2 separate regions of the Homo sapiens genome follow, and region 1 is linked to region 2. Evidence: chromatin loops called from intact Hi-C (ENCODE). Cell type or tissue: mammary epithelial cell. All regions are shown on one strand.

Region 1 (5,000 bases), 350 kb before region 2:
GATAAGGGCAGATGGCACTGTCAAGAGGTCTGTGCTACTCTGGGTGTGTCAAAGTGTCCTGTAGCTGTCAATGGCCACAGCTGGGTGTGTTTTTGTGTTCTTGGTGTCTTTTCACGTCTATGTCCATGTGTTCCTATATGACACAGTCGCTGAGAATGCCTGAGAATGCCTAAGTGTGCACTTTTTTTTTTTTTTTTTGAGACTGAGTCTTGCTCTGTCACACAGGCTGGAGTGCAGTGGTGTGATCTTGGCTCACCGCGACCTCCACCTCCCAGGTTCAGCCTCCCGAGTAGCTGGGATTACAGGTGTCAGCCACCACACCTGGCTAATTTTTGTATTTTTTTTTTTAGCAGGGACAGGTCTTCGCTACGTTGGCCAGGCTGGTCTCAAACTCCTGACCTCAAGTGATCCGCCCGCCTCAGCCTCCCAAAGTGCTGGGATTATAGGCATGAGCCACCACACCTGGCCTATGTGAGTGCACAATTCTGTATCCAAACGTGTATGAGTGGATCTGTGTACCTCTGTACACCTGTATGGTGTACAGGGGCATTCCTCTACGTACAGATGAGTGTCTGTGTGACTGTGGCTGGTGTGGGTCTCCAAGTTTGTCTACTGTGTCTCTTTGTACACCCGTGTGTCTACACATCGTTTATCTGTTTGCATCTCAATGCTATGGGGCTCTGTATTTGTGTACTGTGCATGTTTGTGTGTGTGTCTCCCCTCAGGAGCTGTGATGTGGTACTGTCAAATGTCAACCCCAGCCCCTCACCCTGGCCAATTCCTGTCACATTCATGCCCTGCTGGGCTGAGATGCGGCCAAGAAGGGCTGTATTGGGAGGGAAAGCCTTGGGCTTAAACCTGGCTACTGTGCTCGGGGCCCAGGACCCTTCTGGGTGGAAGTTATGTCTCTGCTCCCAGGATCTCCAAGACCCAAGCCTGGTGAGAAGCTGGGCCCCTGAACCTGGGCACAATGACAACAGGCTCTGCTCTAACAAAATAACACCCACCTTTAAAGGAAGAAAAATGTGAGCTGGACCCATACATCAACAATGATCCTGTAGGCCTTCAACTCAGAGGGGTGGGGCTGGGTAGGAGTGCTGACCCCAGACACTCACACTCTTCTCCTCCAGAAAGCAGGGCCAGTCCCCAACCAGAGGAGAGGTGGAGGGGACACAGTGGCCCCAGGGTCAATGGGCCTGGAGTTAATCATCTACTCTGGTATCTCTGGGCCCCATTGGCTGCCTGGGGACACGGCCCTCTGGGATGAAGCCCAAAGGAGTCAGAAGCCGCTTCCCAGCCCATTTCCACCTCATAGGCTCAGGGGCAATGGAGCTGATTCAGTCAGCAGGGACTGAATTGGGTGGATCCCTAGGAAGCCCCCATCTGAGGGAGATACCAGTCCTGCCCTCAGGGAGCCCCAGTCTGAGTCAAAGAGGACAGAGACAAGAAGGAATTCTGAGTGGAGAGGGGTCAGCAGGGGTGGCCTGCTGTGATGAAGAGCTGGCCTTGCAGCCTAGGGAAAGAGAAGCACATTTGGGTTGAAGGAGTTTGGAGAGGAAAACTATTATGCCCCTGGAGGCTAAGACCTCCTCCTCCAGTGGATTCTGAGAAGTGTGTGTGTGGCCGGGCCTGAGAGTAAAGAGGGAAGAGAAAGAAGGCCCTGGAGGTGGCCCCACCAGGTAGGGGGTGCAGCCCCTCCACGCCATTGCTTCATGCTTTGCCTTGGAACCCAAGATTTCTAAGTGGGAAAACAAAAAAACTCAATGAGGAGGTCCTATGTCAGCCCCTCCTTCCACTACAGAGTCTCCCCCCCGGGACAGTGTGTCCGAGGGGTGGGGGACTGCGGGGAAGATCCCAGAAACGGGTAAGCGCACTCACTCGGCCTCCCCTGGAGACTCCTCAGGAGGGAAGTAGCCCAAGCCCTGCTCCCCAAAAAGGCAGAGCCCCAGGTGTCAGGACTCCAGCATGGGGAGACAAAACCACGTGCAAGAAAGCAGGGAGGAGCAGGGGTAGGAACTGAGGGTGCTTAGGGTCTGGCCATGCCACTGACGAGCTGTGTGACCTTGGCCAGGTCACCTCCCCTCTACAACAACAGAGGGTCCTCTTTCCCCCTCTACAACAACAGAGGGTCTGACTGGATCAGAGTGTACCCAAGGGCAGGATGTGTGCAGCTGACAGTGCCCAGCACATGGACACAGTATGAAGTAACATTGAATCATATCCTGTGAATGTTTTCAAGCCTTTCAACTCCTTTCCAAAACTTGCTTAACAGCATGGATCTGGAGCAGAACTGCTTCCTAGACCAGCTCCACGGCTTGTGAGCTGAGTGACCCTGATCCTCACATATTTCTGTACCTCCATTTTCTCATCTGTAAAATGGGAATAATGATAATAGCTATCCTGGAGTCACTGAGAGGATTAAATGAATGACTATTTGTGAAGTCCTTTGCATAGTGCCTAGCATTCGACATGTGTTAGCTATTCCTCTACCACACAGAAGGCTTTGCTTGGTGCTAGGGTATCTTTAACACATGGCACCTGCTAACCTTCCATGTTACCAAGAAAGCAGGCAAGCTATGCAGATGGAATATAATGGAATGTAATAACATTGTTTTCCTCTCACTTGATTCTTTTTTAATTTTGATTTTAATTTTAATTTTAATTTTTTTGAGACAGGGTCTCATTCTGTCGCCCAGACGGGAGTGCAGTGGCACAGTCTCAGTTCACCGCAATCTCCTCCTCCCAGGCTCAAGTGATTCTCTGGCCTCCTGAGTAGCTGGGATTACAGAAACATGCCACTACTGCCTGGCTAATTTTTGTATTTTTAGTAGAGATGGGGTTTCACCATGTTGGCCAGGCTGGTCTTGAACTTCTGACCTCAAATGACCCACCCGCCTCCTCACTTGATTCTTAAGGCTTATGGCAAGTGATACTGGCCTAGTTACAGACCTAACATGGATAAACTTTAAGTTTAAAAAGGTTAAAGAGGGCCGGGCGTGGTGGCTCACGCCTGTAATCCCAGCACTTTGGGAGGCTGAGGCAGGTGGATCACGAGGTCAGGAGTTTGAGACAATCCTGGCCAACATGGTGAAACCCTGTCTCTACTAAAAATACAAAGATTAGCCGGGTGTGATGGTGTCTGCCTGTAATCCCTGCTACTCAGGAGGCTGAGGCAGGAGAATCGCTTGAACCCAGAAGGCGGGGATTACAGTGAGCCGAGATCGCAACACTGCACTCCAGCCTGGGCAATAGGGTGGGACTCCATCTCAAACAAACAAACAAACAAAAAAAAAAAAAAAAAAAAGGGTTACAGAGGTCGAGTGAAGTAGCTCACACCTGTAATCCCAGCACCTTGGGAGGCAGAAGTGGGAGGACTGCTTGAGCTCAGGAGTTCACGAACAGTCTGGGCAACATGGTGAACACCCGTCTTCAAAAAAAATAATTTTTTTTTAAATCAGCTGGGCATGGTGGTGTGCATTTGTGGTCCCAGCTACTAGGGAGACTGAGGCAGGAGGATCATTTGAACCTGGGAGGTGGAGGCTGCAGTGAGCTATGATTGCACCACTGTACTGCAGCCTGGGCAACAACAGAGTGAGACCCTATCTCAAAAACCAAAATAAAAAACTCTATTTTATTTTATTTTTACCAGATGTGATATTCGATAAAGAAAAGCATTAACACTAAAGTATTATAAGTTTTGAGGGGTGTTTTGAGGATATCACAGAATTCCTCAAGCTGGTACCCAGTGACTGGAGTTTGGCAAACCCTGGTAACCTCATGGTCATTCATTAGGATCTTTTTTGAGCTCAGGCAACAGGACAGACAAGGCCAGCACCACCCGCCCCCGCCCTCCCACTGCCCCCCTTCTTCTACTCTTTCCAGCGCCCTCCTTCCAGCCCCCTGCCCAGCCCTGTGCTCAAAGCCACCTACAGTCCCTTCTTCTCTGGTCAGAATGCCAATCATCCAAGGCCCTGCAGACTCCCAAAGCCGCCCCTGGAACCTACCTTGGCAGCAGATTAAAGACAACCCGCCACATTTAGTCTCGGCCCCATGACCGATAGTGGGTTCAGTTCCTCCAGGGGCGGGGGAGCCTAGTGGCCCCGCCCCCTGACTCATGGCCTGACCCTCCTCAAACGCACCCAGAGGAGACTCCTGGTCCCCTGTCCGGACCCCGCCCCGACCAGGTCCAGCCCCGCCCAACGGCAAGTTAAGAGCCCCCCAGTGCCAGACGCTCCAGACAGACTGCCACTCTTGGGGGGCAAGAGTTGGTTGTCGTCATGGCGACGGCGCTGATGGCTGTGGTTCTGCGGGCAGCTGCTGTAGCCCCGAGGCTGAGAGGCCGGGGAGGCACTGGGGGCGCCCGAAGGCTGAGCTGTGGCGCGCGGCGGCGGGCGGCGAGGGGCACCAGCCCGGGGCGCCGGCTCAGCACCGCCTGGTCGCAGCCCCAGCCCCCGCCCGAGGAGTACGCGGGCGCGGACGACGTCTCCCAGTCGCCCGTCGCCGAGGAGCCGTCGTGGGTGCCGAGTCCCAGGCCCCCGGTGCCCCACGAGTCCCCAGAGCCTCCTTCGGGCCGCTCGCTGGTGCAGCGGGACATCCAGGCCTTCCTGAACCAGTGCGGGGCCAGCCCTGGGGAGGCGCGCCACTGGCTCACGCAGTTCCAGACCTGCCATCACTCCGCGGACAAGCCCTTCGCCGTCATCGAGGTGAGCGGAGCCCGGCGTGGGCCGTGACGCAGCGAGGGGATGGGGTTGTGCGGCCACCTGTCCTCAGGCATGGCAGGATACGCTGCGGGCTCTGCGCAGCGGAAGCGGGAAGGAGCCCGGCAGGGCCCAGACCAGCGCCGCCGGGAATGGGAGAGGCCGTAAGCTCCTCCGGAAGCCTCCCGCCCAGCCCGAGTGAGGATCCTGGGGGACCCCACCCGCCAGGTGTGATGCTCTGAAGAAGGCCCCCAACATGGGCGCAGTTAGGGGTTCAGAAGGACCTGGACAGGAGCCGCTTGC
Region 2 (5,000 bases):
TCCCAAGAGGCTCAACAGACATTACTGTTTTTGCTTCTTCATTATGAGTTACCTCTCTGGCCACCCCACTGAACTAGCTGGGCTAGCTGAGCCTGGGAGAAGAGTTGTTTAGGAAGTGAGAGGCTGCTCTCCACAGAGACTCAAGGCTCAGTTCCTCCTGGTGACTCAGATGGGCAGCCCAGTGGGCACACGTGGTCTCTCTCCACATGTGGCTGAGTTTCACTTCCAGAATAGATGGAGAGGCAAGGGCAGGGTTTAGCATGCTTGAGGAATCTCAGAGGGCCCTGGTGGTGTGGGGGACCCTCAGAACACAGGTGTCTCAAGGGCTGACCCAGCTTCTGTGTCCTTTTCTCTGGGTGAGGAGGGGACATTCATGGGCAGATGGTGACCTCTGGGGAAGGCAGCCCAGACTCCACTGGCCACCATATTTCCTTTTTCACAACTTTCTCACCCCTGTGGTTTCCCATGTCATCATGTGGCCGCTTCCCGCAAGGCCTTAGCGGGGTGCAGGTATGAACATAGTGTCAGGCAAGGAGGCATCTGGAGGGGAACCCTGGCTTTTCCTGGGGGGACTCCCTCCCTGCACCCTAGCCCTGTCCTCTCCCATGGCTACTGATGCCTTCCCCTCACCCCAGAGGTGGCCCACATCTGCACAGATCAGACCCACAAAAATCACGTCTTCCTGACTCTCATAAGCCTGCCCAGTGAGGCCCAGGCATTAGGCCATGTGCTGGGGACTCAGACCCACACATATACGCATGTCAGCATTCATGCTTACAGGTCCGCACATGCTGGGGCAAGTGTCACACACGGGGCGCTGTAGGAAGCTGACTCTCAGCCCCTGCAGATTTCTGCCTGCCTGGACAGGGAGGTGTTGAGAAGGCTCAGGCAGTCCTGGGCCAGGACCTTGGCCTGGGGCTAGGGTACTGAGTGACCCTAGAATCAAGGGTGGCGTGGGCTTAAGCAGTTGCCAGACGTTCCTTGGTACTTTGCAGGCAGACCATGTGGACCCTGGTGAGCTGGGTGGCCTTAACAGCAGGGCTGGTGGCTGGAACGCGGTGCCCAGATGGTCAGTTCTGCCCTGTGGCCTGCTGCCTGGACCCCGGAGGAGCCAGCTACAGCTGCTGCCGTCCCCTTCTGGTGAGTGCCCCTCAGCCTAGGCAAGAGCTGGCAGCCTGGGTTTTCCCAAAGGGTCATCTTGGATTGGCCAGAGGAGGACGCCAGGCACAAGTCTGTGGTTTATCATTTTCCCTGTCTTTCTAGGACAAATGGCCCACAACACTGAGCAGGCATCTGGGTGGCCCCTGCCAGGTTGATGCCCACTGCTCTGCCGGCCACTCCTGCATCTTTACCGTCTCAGGGACTTCCAGTTGCTGCCCCTTCCCAGAGGTGAGCGTGCCATCAGCCCAGTGGAGGGGCTTAGGTCTGCATTTATGCTTTTCCTGCACTCTACCACCTGCAGATAAAAGGGCCCTGCCAATGCAGGTTTCTCTGTGTTCCACAGGCCGTGGCATGCGGGGATGGCCATCACTGCTGCCCACGGGGCTTCCACTGCAGTGCAGACGGGCGATCCTGCTTCCAAAGATCAGGTGCAGCTGGGGTGTGGGTGCAGGGCAGGCAGACGGGCAGCATGTGGAGTCTGGAACCCAGGAGCCCAGCTGGCGGGGGCAGCCCTGATTCCTGCCCTTGTGCCCTCATTCATGTGGCATCTGTACTAAGCAACAGCCCTGCTGTGGACAGAGGGGCAGCACTGGGGATAGGAGGGTGCGGGAGAAAGTGCAAGACTCCAGGTCCAGGCGTTGTGGGGGTGGGGAGAGGTCGAGCTGGGCCGGTCTAATACCAACCCATGGTCAGTGGGTGCCCCTTCCCCATGCCATCTTGCTGAGGGAGGGACTGGATTGTGAGGAGGGTGAGTTAGGCCTGCCTAGGAGATCACTGAGCCTTAGTGTCACCCTCAAACCCCAGTAGCTGGGCTTGCAGGCCCTGGTGCCACCAGCTCCTTGTGTGATGGGGGAGTCACCTTCCCTGAGTGGGCTGGTAGTATCCTGGGTCATCTTGTCCACAGGTAACAACTCCGTGGGTGCCATCCAGTGCCCTGATAGTCAGTTCGAATGCCCGGACTTCTCCACGTGCTGTGTTATGGTCGATGGCTCCTGGGGGTGCTGCCCCATGCCCCAGGTACAAATCTGGGGGAGATGGGGGTATGTGGAGGGAAGTGGGGGCAGAGTTGGGGGCCAGGGGCAGGGGGTGAAGACGGAGTCAGGACCATTTTTTCTCAGGCTTCCTGCTGTGAAGACAGGGTGCACTGCTGTCCGCACGGTGCCTTCTGCGACCTGGTTCACACCCGCTGCATCACACCCACGGGCACCCACCCCCTGGCAAAGAAGCTCCCTGCCCAGAGGACTAACAGGGCAGGTGAGGAGGTGGGAGAGCATCAGGCCAGGGGCTGGGGCGGGGCCTCATTGACTCCAAGTGTAGGAAAAAGTTTCCTCCATCCTGGCTGCCCCTCACGTTTGCTCCTCTTCCAGTGGCCTTGTCCAGCTCGGTCATGTGTCCGGACGCACGGTCCCGGTGCCCTGATGGTTCTACCTGCTGTGAGCTGCCCAGTGGGAAGTATGGCTGCTGCCCAATGCCCAACGTGAGTGAGGGGCTGGAGCCAGCTTGGCTGTGTGCCCCCAGCCACCTGGCCCTGACACGCACCTTACAGGGGCTCTGTGGCATGGGGCTGGCTGGCTGCTTGCTGGGAGCCTGGCTGATGCAGGGTTCATGCTACCCCCTAGTGGGGGATTGGGGCAGTGCCAGCCATCAGCCTGGCTGCTCCCTGTGTGCTACTGAGCCTGGAAGTGACAAAGACCCACCCCTGTCCCCACTCAGGCCACCTGCTGCTCCGATCACCTGCACTGCTGCCCCCAAGACACTGTGTGTGACCTGATCCAGAGTAAGTGCCTCTCCAAGGAGAACGCTACCACGGACCTCCTCACTAAGCTGCCTGCGCACACAGGTACCAGAGGCAGGGTGCAGATACAGGGGTGGGGCCCCCTTTCCTCCCTTTTAGGCCTGGCCTTAGGATCACTGCAAGGTGGTGTAAGCGGTACCCTCCATCTTCAACACCTGGTTCCAGCTGTGGAGCCGGCAAAGGGTTGATACCCCTGAGGGTCCCCAGTGCCACTTCTGACCTGTCCTCTCTGCTTCCCTCACAGTGGGGGATGTGAAATGTGACATGGAGGTGAGCTGCCCAGATGGCTATACCTGCTGCCGTCTACAGTCGGGGGCCTGGGGCTGCTGCCCTTTTACCCAGGTACCCAGGGGTGGCGGGTGGGTGGGCTGAGCACAGTGTGGCAGGCAGCCGGGCCCCAGTGCCCACCTGCCCTTCTTCATCTGCCCTAGGCTGTGTGCTGTGAGGACCACATACACTGCTGTCCCGCGGGGTTTACGTGTGACACGCAGAAGGGTACCTGTGAACAGGGGCCCCACCAGGTGCCCTGGATGGAGAAGGCCCCAGCTCACCTCAGCCTGCCAGACCCACAAGCCTTGAAGAGAGATGTCCCCTGTGATAATGTCAGCAGCTGTCCCTCCTCCGATACCTGCTGCCAACTCACGTCTGGGGAGTGGGGCTGCTGTCCAATCCCAGAGGTATATGGGAGGGGACAGCATCTTGGCCTGGGCAGGTGGGTGGCCAAGCTCCTATTGCTTTCTGCCCTCCGCATAGCCCATAGGTGATACCCAGCTCTGACAGATTCGTCCCCAGCTGGAGGTGCTGTAAGCAGGAGAGGCGGGCTGGAGTAGGTAGGGGCTCGGCACTGCGCCCCACATAGTGGCTACCTACAACGCCCTTTCCTGCCCACCCCCCAGGCTGTCTGCTGCTCGGACCACCAGCACTGCTGCCCCCAGGGCTACACGTGTGTAGCTGAGGGGCAGTGTCAGCGAGGAAGCGAGATCGTGGCTGGACTGGAGAAGATGCCTGCCCGCCGGGCTTCCTTATCCCACCCCAGAGACATCGGCTGTGACCAGCACACCAGCTGCCCGGTGGGGCAGACCTGCTGCCCGAGCCTGGGTGGGAGCTGGGCCTGCTGCCAGTTGCCCCATGTGAGTGCCTCCCTGCCTGCCCCTGGATAGGGGAGCTAAGCCCAGTGAGGGGACAGGAACATAATGCCATTCTGTGCTCCCTTCCCCGCCAGGCTGTGTGCTGCGAGGATCGCCAGCACTGCTGCCCGGCTGGCTACACCTGCAACGTGAAGGCTCGATCCTGCGAGAAGGAAGTGGTCTCTGCCCAGCCTGCCACCTTCCTGGCCCGTAGCCCTCACGTGGGTGTGAAGGACGTGGAGTGTGGGGAAGGACACTTCTGCCATGATAACCAGACCTGCTGCCGAGACAACCGACAGGGCTGGGCCTGCTGTCCCTACCGCCAGGTCAGTGCCAACCCCCATCCTGGGGCTGGGTATGGCCAGGGACCAGGTCCCACCTCGTCCAACCCTCTCGCCCCCCTCTGACCATCCAGGGCGTCTGTTGTGCTGATCGGCGCCACTGCTGTCCTGCTGGCTTCCGCTGCGCAGCCAGGGGTACCAAGTGTTTGCGCAGGGAGGCCCCGCGCTGGGACGCCCCTTTGAGGGACCCAGCCTTGAGACAGCTGCTGTGAGGGACAGTACTGAAGACTCTGCAGCCCTCGGGACCCCACTCGGAGGGTGCCCTCTGCTCAGGCCTCCCTAGCACCTCCCCCTAACCAAATTCTCCCTGGACCCCATTCTGAGCTCCCCATCACCATGGGAGGTGGGGCCTCAATCTAAGGCCTTCCCTGTCAGAAGGGGGTTGTGGCAAAAGCCACATTACAAGCTGCCATCCCCTCCCCGTTTCAGTGGACCCTGTGGCCAGGTGCTTTTCCCTATCCACAGGGGTGTTTGTGTGTGTGCGCGTGTGCGTTTCAATAAAGTTTGTACACTTTCTTAACAGTGTCTGATTTGCCGCCCTGCCTGCCCTCCCCAGGGCCCCAGAACAGGGGTTCA

The links. A loop is a pair of places that touch in the nucleus more often than their neighbours do. Peaks named below come from ENCODE experiments on the same cell type or tissue, not always from the same donor. Only the 100,000 strongest peaks of a DNase experiment are listed, where the experiment ranks them.
Region 1: it touches region 2 in a loop (6-fold over the local background); 3 of 110 quality-filtered maps call a loop at or near these places.

The regions. Positions count from the first base shown.
Region 1 is chr17:44,000,387-44,005,386 of GRCh38, forward strand. It overlaps NAGS (N-acetylglutamate synthase), which reads left to right and starts at 4,236. Exons shown (of 7, transcript NM_153006.3): 1 at 4,236-4,703. The coding sequence starts at 4,278. It also overlaps a transcript of PYY not described here. In mammary epithelial cell, no CTCF peak of the experiment used is centred here; a DNase peak (open chromatin) is centred at 2,255; H3K27ac peaks cover 581 bases.
Region 2 is chr17:44,348,163-44,353,162 of GRCh38, forward strand. It overlaps GRN (granulin precursor), which reads left to right. Exons shown (of 13, transcript NM_002087.4): 2 at 996-1,140; 3 at 1,264-1,389; 4 at 1,505-1,589; 5 at 2,066-2,178; 6 at 2,280-2,415; 7 at 2,529-2,638; 8 at 2,875-3,001; 9 at 3,201-3,298; 10 at 3,388-3,633; 11 at 3,853-4,086; 12 at 4,179-4,409; 13 at 4,499-4,944. The coding sequence starts at 1,003. The coding sequence ends at 4,636. Among named protein-coding and RNA genes, the nearest start is that of GRN, 5.4 kb to the left of the region's middle. RefSeq lists a silencer at 2,619-2,913. In mammary epithelial cell, a CTCF peak has its summit at 2,783 (motif pointing left); DNase peaks (open chromatin) are centred at 159 and 799; H3K4me3 peaks cover 190 bases; H3K27ac peaks cover 828 bases.